2 separate regions of the Mus musculus genome follow, and region 1 is linked to region 2. The links are chromatin loops, found by intact Hi-C in ENCODE. Cell type or tissue: left cerebral cortex. All regions are shown on one strand.

Region 1 (4,000 bases), 54 kb after region 2:
TCACGATGCCCCTGCGGGCTAACTTCCCTCTTTGCACCGCCCTCTTCCCTGCTGTGTTTCAGCAGGTTGTGAGCCACAGCTTCCTCTTTTATTAAGCAGAGAATGTTGGTCAGCTCCCAGCATCTCTGTGGCTCACTATGTTCCAGTAGCGATGAAGACAAAGTCCTGAGCCCAATGGAGCTTTTATTCTAAAAGTTGGGGAGGCGGAGATAGGGGCAAGAAAGCAAAATCAACACATAAACACATGATTTCAAGCCAAGGCTGTAAAGAAAACAAAGCTAGATTGTGCAAGGTGGAGGAGGCGGAAAGAGGAGCATGTAATGGCTGTAGGAAAACCTGCAGTAAAAAAGAAGCTGGGGGCTGGAGAGGTGGCTCAGCGGTTAAGAGCACCAACTGTTCTTCCAGAGGTCCTGAGTTCAATTTCCAGCAACCACATGGTGGCTCACAACCATCTGTAATGGGATCTGATGCCCTCTTCTGGTGTGTCTGAAGACATCAACAGTGTACTCATAAAAACAAAAAACAAACAAACAAACAAACAAACAAAAAACCCTGCCTAGCTGGCGTGGTGGCGCACGCCTTTAATCCCAGCACTTGGGAGGCAGAGGCAGGCAGATTTCTGAATTCGAGGCCAGCCTGGTCTACAGAGTGAGTTGCAGGACAGCCAGGGCTACACAGAGAAATCCTGTCTTGAAAAGCCAGAAAAAGAAAGGAAAAAAACGGGGGCGGGGAGAGGGGAGTGCATGAGTTGCTGGAGGACCCCAGGTGATGGTGCACACACCTGTAATCTCAGTACACAGAAGGTAGAAAGAGGTCCTTCGTGATGTAAGGAGTTCAAGGCCAGTCCTGGGTAGGTATCAAAGACCCTTTCTCAAAAGATTCTCTCTCTTTCTTTCTCTCTTTCTTTCTCTCTTTCTTTCTCTTTCTTTCTTTCTTTCTTTCTTTCTTTCTTTCTTTCTTTCTTTCTTTCTTTCGACAGGGTTTCTCTGTGCAGTCCTGGCTGTCCTGGAATTCACTCTGTAGACCAGGCTGGCCTCGAACTAAAAAATCCGCCTGTCTCTGCCTCCCAAGTGCTAGGATTACAGGCATGTGCCACCACTGCCCGGTTCTTTCTTCTTTTCTTTTCTTTTTTTTTTTTTTTTTCCTGGTCTCAAACTCAGATCTGCCTGCCTTTGCCTCCGCAGTGCTGGAATTAAAAGTGTGTGCCATTACACCCGGCTCCTTCATTCTTTTTAGTTAGGGCATGTATACAACCCCTATTTCATTTTGCCCCTAAAGAGGGGCTATTTACAGAGAGCAGCTGGGCTGGGGGCTATGGATGCATAGGGTTAGGTGAGCCCGTAAGAACAAAAACCGAACTCTTAAAAATTGTGTGTGTGTGATGTGAACGTGGGTGTGCTTGCCTGTACAAGTGTGTGAGGGCCAGAGAAGGATTTGGGGAGTCTCGCTCCAACACTCTCCACTTTATTCTCTTGATCCTAGAGCTCTGCTTTTTAGCTACATTAGCTGGCAGGCAAACACAAGAATCCTTAAGTCTCTGCTAACCCCACTCCTGCAATTACAGGCCCGCGCCAGTAGGTGCGAGCCAGCTTTCTAACAGTACCTGGGATCTCAACTCAGCCCCTCACACTTGTTTTGCAAGCACTTTCCCTGTTACCTCAGACTCTTCCTTTAACATTATTTGCTAGTTCAAAATGCATCGCAGGAAATACTTAATCACTGGACCACATACATGTAATGGTCTCTTAAAATGTTCATTTTTCGGGTGCTGGGGGTGGACCAAGGGACCTGCGTGTACTTTAACCCTCCCCCTGTCCTCCCCCTCTCTCTGTCGTAGCTCAGGCTGGCCTAACTCACTTTGTATCCCTGGATCTCTGATCTTCTTATAATTATAAGATTATAGGCGGGTACCACAATACCCAGCTTTGTTTATTTTCTGAGCCAGAGTGTCGCTTTGTAGTCTAGACTGGCCTGGAACTCCCGGCGCTCGTCCTGCCTCCGTGTCCCCTATCCCAGCCTGGACATTTAAGACCTAGTTTACTGTGGTTGGGGGCCCGGATTAGGCAGGTGCGCCAGCTAATACTTCCGGTAGAAACTCGTGACAACCCGTCGGTGGTTCTGACGCGCGGAAACCCAGGTTTGCTCCGGATCGCAGAGGCCAGGCGTCCCGGCACTGCGCAGGCGCTAACTGTTGCCTGGCTCCGGCGAACGATTCATTCGGCATTCCTTGCAAAGCCGCGGGCGAGACACACTGTCTCCCCACGCTCCGCGACACCACGCATGGGCGAGCCCGGACCCACCCGAGAGGCAACCGCCGCGCCTTCCGGTTCCGATGACAGCGGCGCCGGAAGCGGGCTGAGCTGCAAGACTAGGTGACAGCCTGCCGGCTCCCGGTCCCGGGGTGCGGGGCGCCCCGACCAAAGCCTGGAGCAGTCGTCGGCCACACCCTCCAAGGGCTGGTGGAGTCGCCCGGACTCCGACGTCCCGTCCTAGTGCACCTGACTGAGTCAGAGGTAAGCAGCCAGTGGGTGGCGGGGTTCCGGCAGGGCACTGCAGGAGGGTCTCTGGGAGGATAAGTAGGAGTTTGTCAGTCTTTGCACTACTATGCGGGTCAAGTCGGGGTCGTGGCATGCCCCTAGGGTAAATGGTGGGCTTTCCTGTCCTTTCAGTTTTAGGTGAAGAAGTGACAATGTGAAACTTTCTAGTATTTGTAGGGATATGATTTGTTTGAGTGTAAAATACAGGGCATTCGATACTGTGGTTTGAAAAGATGACACGTGTGTGGAGACCTAGATAAGGAGCCAGCCATGGGAAGATGTGAGAGAGTGTTCCGAGAAGAGGATAGAGGCAGAAATAAACTGGATGTACCCTGGAACAGAAAGGCTGGTGGTGGTAGAGTGTGGCAAGTGATGGGGAGAGTCATTGGAGTGAGCATCACCAGGGAGTTTGTTTGGATAGAACTTTTGTTTTTCTTTTGTTTGTTTGTTTGTTGTCTTTGAGACAGGGTCTCTTATAGCCTAGGCTGCCCTGGAGCTTTCTAAGTAGACCAGGCTGGCCTTGAACTCACAAAGATGCATCTGCTTCTGCCTCCCATGTGTTGGGGGGTGGGGTGGGTTAAAGTCCTGCACCACCATACCCAACCTCAGATTTATTTATTTTCTTTTATAATGATGACGATGATGACAACGACGATGACGACAGCATTTCTCTACATAGCCTTGGCTGTCTTGGAATTCACTGTGTAGACCAGGCCAGTCTGAAGTCAGACAGATCTGCCTGCCTCTGCATCCTTAGTTCTGGGATTAAAGGTGTGAGTCACCACACCCAACAGATATTTTTTTTAAACTTCTTATTTCTAGGTGTATGGGGACCTTTTGCCTTCATGTGTGTCTGTGCACCACGAGATGCAGTGGATGAAGAGGGCTTCAGGGTCTCTAGAACTGGACTTACAGGAAGTTGTGACTGCCATGTGGGTGCTGAGAACAGAATCTGGGCTATTTGCAAGAGCAGCAAGTCCTCCTTAAACACCGAGCCATCTCTCCAGCCCCTCTAGTGTGAAGTTTTAACATTTCCTTCATATCTCTTTCTATCCACTGGAAGCTTTTGATTCAGGCCTTCTTAGCCAAAGGCTAGGAAATGGAGGTATTGTTTAATCAGTTAGGCCTACTCAGCCCCGTGATGGGCTAGGTCCTGCAGGGAGGGAGGGGACAAGACCAGTCTCCAGGCTTTGTTTAGCTGCTAGTCCAGTTGAGACACATCTGAAGAAGCAGTCAGGAGGATGTGGAAGTGTGTGGAACCGACACATCAGATTTGTGATGCAGAAAAGAAGGGTGCACAAGGAAGATAGAGCCGTGAGAAGAGGCCTGAGCTGGAGCCCAGGAAGCCATATAAAATGGTGGATGTGACCAGGGACGTAGCACATGCCTTTAGTTCAGCAGGTGGAGCTTTGTAAATTCAAGGTCAGCCTGGATTTCAGAGAGAGAGGTGATTGGTGACCTTT
Region 2 (4,000 bases):
GTCTAGATTGGTGGCCTTCCTGCCTCTACACGGGTTTGTTTTGGGGATAGCTCTCCTATAGCCTCATCTAGCTGCACACTGACTATGTAGCCAAGGACAGAACTGTGACCTGATCCTCCTGCCTTTACCTCCTAAGTACTAGAATTACAAGAGTGTCCCACTGCACCTTGACTTATACGGTACTGGAAAAGTACATAAGGGGCCTTCACTTGAGCTAGGCAAACACTCTACCCTGTGAAACCATAGCTTCAGCCTTACACTGAATGCTTGATGCTCCACAAGGGTAGCTAGGTTTGGATTCCAGATTGGACAGGATGGCTTTCTGAACGTTGGTGCCTTAAAAGATGACTAACCTATAGGCCCAACTATTGTTTGCCGATTGTCTCCTAGCCTTTGGTGGTTTTTATCCTTAATACTCTACAGTGTTATTTCTCTGGGCTTGTTGTTTACCTTGCTTTTTCTTCAGGTGATACTCTAATTAGAAGATCCTTGTTCTCTAATTCTGGAAGTTCCTAGCCATCTTCTTTCCGAGTAGTTTTTCTGTTTTGGGGAATTTCTTGTTTTGAGAGCTATGGCTGAGGCAAGCAAGCACAGGAATAGATAAGCAACCTGACCTCCACTTGGATTGGGCAGTGCACACCACTTGTCCGGCCTGACAGCATATTCTTTTCTAAACGCTGCTACTGCTTTGCTCTGAAGCTATCTTACTACTTTTGAAAATTGTGTGAGACCTTATTTTTCGATTATTTGGACAAGATGCCGAGAACCTGGAGGTACCCAATCCCAACCATTAGTAACAAGATAGCTCTCTGCAACAATGACTGGTTTACAATTCACTTATGTAGTCCAGGTAGACCTCAAACTCATGCCTCTGCCACCAGAGTGCTGGGATTCCAAGCCTCTGCCACAAAACCCAACAGGTATTTGCTTCTCTTATCAAACCCTTTTACCCTCAGAGTTTCTATTACAACCCTTTTCTCTTCTCTTCTCTTCTCTTCTCTTCTCTTCTCTTCTCTTCTCTTGTTGTTGTTTTAAGACAGGGTCTTGGGCTGGAGAGATGGCTTAGCAGTTAAGAAGAATACTGACTGTTCTTGCAGAGGTCCTGAGTTCAATTCCCAGCAATGGTGGCTCACAACCATCTGTAATGGGATCTGATGCCCTCTTTTGATGTGTCTGAAGACAGCAAAGGTGTACTCACATACATGTGAGTACACCTTTTTTAAAAAAAAGTTTAAAAACAAAAAAAGAAGAAAAACAGGGTCTTACTATGTAGCCTTGGCTAGCCTGGAACTCACTTTGTAGACCAGGCTAGCTTTGAACTCACAGAGACTCACCCGCCTCTCCCTTCTGAGTGCTGGGATTTAAGGTATGAGCCACCATACTTAGCACTGTTTTCTTTCATTCTTGTCTTTGCCTAAACTGGACTTTATTCTTGATTTTATACTTGTATGGCCATATATTTTCTATTTCCAAGATTGATTTTAATAGCCTTATGTTTTTTTTTTTTTTTTTTAAAGATTTATTTATTTATTATATGTAAGTACACTGTAGCTGTCTTCAGACACTCCAGAAGAGGGCGCCAGATCTCATTACGGATGGTTGTGAGCCACCATGTGGTTGCTGGGATTTGAACTCCAGACCTTCGGAAGAGCAGTCGGGTGCTCTTACCCACTGAGCCATCTCACCAGCCCCTAGCCTTATGTTTTTAATTCACGTTTTATATTGCTCAAGATTTTTGTTGATGTTGTTTTGTTTTTTCAAGATGGTTTCTCTCTGTAGCCCTGGCTATTCTGGAACTTACTCTGTAGGTCAGGTGGCCTTGAACTCAAAATCCAACTGTGTCTGCCTCGAGTGCTGGGATTAAAGGCATGTACCACCACCACCCAGCTCAATGTGTTTTTAATGCATATAATCCACTTATTTCTGAGCATCTCAAACACACTTATTTTTAGAACGTTCTGTAAGATCCTCAAGCTAGGCATAAGTTTAAAGCCAGTCAAGGCTACTCAGGAGACTGTCTCAAAAAGCAAAGCAAAGAGTGATAAGGTTGACACACGACTTTAACTTCTGGCCTCTACACATGTATACAAAGCCAAAAAGTGTTCTAACACATAAATATGCACACACTGACTTAGTTTCCTTAATTGGAAGTCAGGAAAGCAGTCAGCCTCAGTAATGGAAATTTGTGAGCTGCTACACAAAACAAACATGTTCATATTTCTACGGCTCAAATGATAACTGGAGACTTCTTGTAGCAGACACTTTTATTCCCTTCCTCCCTAACTCCCATTCCTATCAAGATGACCAGAGGTTTAGGACAATGACTTTTTTGTGCCTTCAATTTTGAAGGGAGATGAAATGGATGGATAAACATGCTGCTTATGTAGAAGTGGGCAGGTACCTGACCAAAGCAAAGGAGATGTAAGAAATCAGTTTTGTTATTTATCTATCAAAGGTAGGTAGGTAGTCTGCCATTGGCCAATATTCCAAAAATTTTCTTCACTACCGCCAATAAAAGAAAGCTGCTTCACTCAAACAAACAAACAAACAAACAAACATCTTCTCCACCTAGTAAAGTTTTGTTTATAAACCTCATGCATCCTTTCTCCCTCCTGAATTCCCTGCTGCCTGGAATACAGACCTTTAACTCCATTCCTCTAAGCTTATTCTTTCAGAACTAGCCAAGCATGAAGGTCGGACCCCAGCCACTGGGGAAAAGACACCATGATTTTGATCCTGAAACACCTTTTTTACAAATAGAACGTGCCTTGTAGAGCTACTTCGCTTTGTTTATGTTTCTAGCAAACACAAAACGAAAACAGAAATGCCAAACTTTATCTTTAGTCACTCTGTGGCCCCAGAGAGAAGTCAATGATTTTTAGCCAAAGTAGCTTCGAAATGTCTGTTTAAGGGAAGAAGGAATTCAGGACGCCAACGCTAGATAAGTCTCACTATAATAAACACATAAGGAAAACCTGTGAACAATGCAGACATACACTTGAAAGAGCAGAGTCCTTGATGATTAACAGCACCTAACACCAGTGATTTGCGCCCTAAACCACCCTCCCATTACGCATTTCCGCCCACGCATACGGCCAGCACCGTCTGGACACAAGCGCCCGGTGCTGCAACCTCCATTTTGCTTTCTGGCATTCTTGTAGTTAAAAGCTCCGCCTCACTTGGCAGTCTGGTCCACATCTCCCGCCAGGCTTCCGGTCTCTACACCTCCAGGCGAACGTCAGTGACAACATAAGCAAGTACGCGTGCGGTGAAGGCAAGGATTGCTCTAAGAGCCAGAGGAGGCCCGCGGGGACCCCGACGTCCCATGAGGCCTTGACCCAAGATGGCGGACAAAACCCTTAGCGCAGCCTTGCTCAGAGACGCATGTGCGCATGCCCGGTCGACTGAGCTGCCCTGATCCAAGATGGCGGCCGGACCGGGGCTGGGGACGGGCTTAGCGCGTTACTGAGCATGCTCAGTCTTCCGTCACTTGCGTCAGGTCGGCAGCCGGCGCAGGCCGCTCAGTCCTTCCCGGAGAGGCGGGAACATGTACGCATGCGCAGTGAGCAGTCTCGGCTAGTCGGTGGGCGGAGCTACCCCGCGGGGTGGACGTTGAGTGTGTGTGATGGCCGGCTGACCTGCTTTCCTCTTTGAGCTTGTCTGCCCCTGAACTAGAGGGAAGTCGGCTTAGGTGAGGTATTTATAGTTGTCAAAATCCCGCACTCGCCTGTGATCCCAGCGCTCAGGAGCCCGGAGGGATTGCCTCAAGTGCTGTAGGACAGCAAGACCCTGCCCAAAGCAAAAAGTCGGGAGCTAGAGACTGGGAAAGTGGGGGCCGTCCAGGGAGGCTGGGCACATACAGTTCAGTCACTTTCGTGGGTGCGTACTTTGAGTTTTCCTTGGGATTTGTGGCTCAGGGGCAGAGCCCTTGCCTAGCACCTGGAGGTTTGGGATTTGGTCCCCAGCACCAGAAATAAACAGTTAAAGAGGGGCAGTGTAA

What was found. Peaks named below come from ENCODE experiments on the same cell type or tissue, not always from the same donor. Only the 100,000 strongest peaks of a DNase experiment are listed, where the experiment ranks them.
Region 1: a loop joins it to region 2, with 2.8 times the contacts of the local background. A loop is called at or near these places in 11 of 42 quality-filtered maps.

What each region holds. Positions count from the first base shown.
Region 1 is chr11:51,634,103-51,638,102 of GRCm38, reverse strand. Rmnd5b (required for meiotic nuclear division 5 homolog B) reads left to right here and starts at 2,207. Exons shown (of 10, transcript NM_025346.1): 1 at 2,207-2,513. In left cerebral cortex, CTCF peaks have their summits at 477 (motif pointing left), 1,582 and 2,472; DNase peaks (open chromatin) are centred at 1,567 and 2,221; H3K4me3 peaks cover 1,892 bases; H3K27ac peaks cover 2,117 bases.
Region 2 is chr11:51,688,239-51,692,238 of GRCm38, reverse strand. It overlaps 0610009B22Rik (RIKEN cDNA 0610009B22 gene), which reads left to right and starts at 3,605. Exons shown (of 2, transcript NM_025319.2): 1 at 3,605-3,691. In left cerebral cortex, a CTCF peak has its summit at 1,586 (motif pointing right); DNase peaks (open chromatin) are centred at 3,136 and 3,466; H3K4me3 peaks cover 1,590 bases; H3K27ac peaks cover 1,396 bases.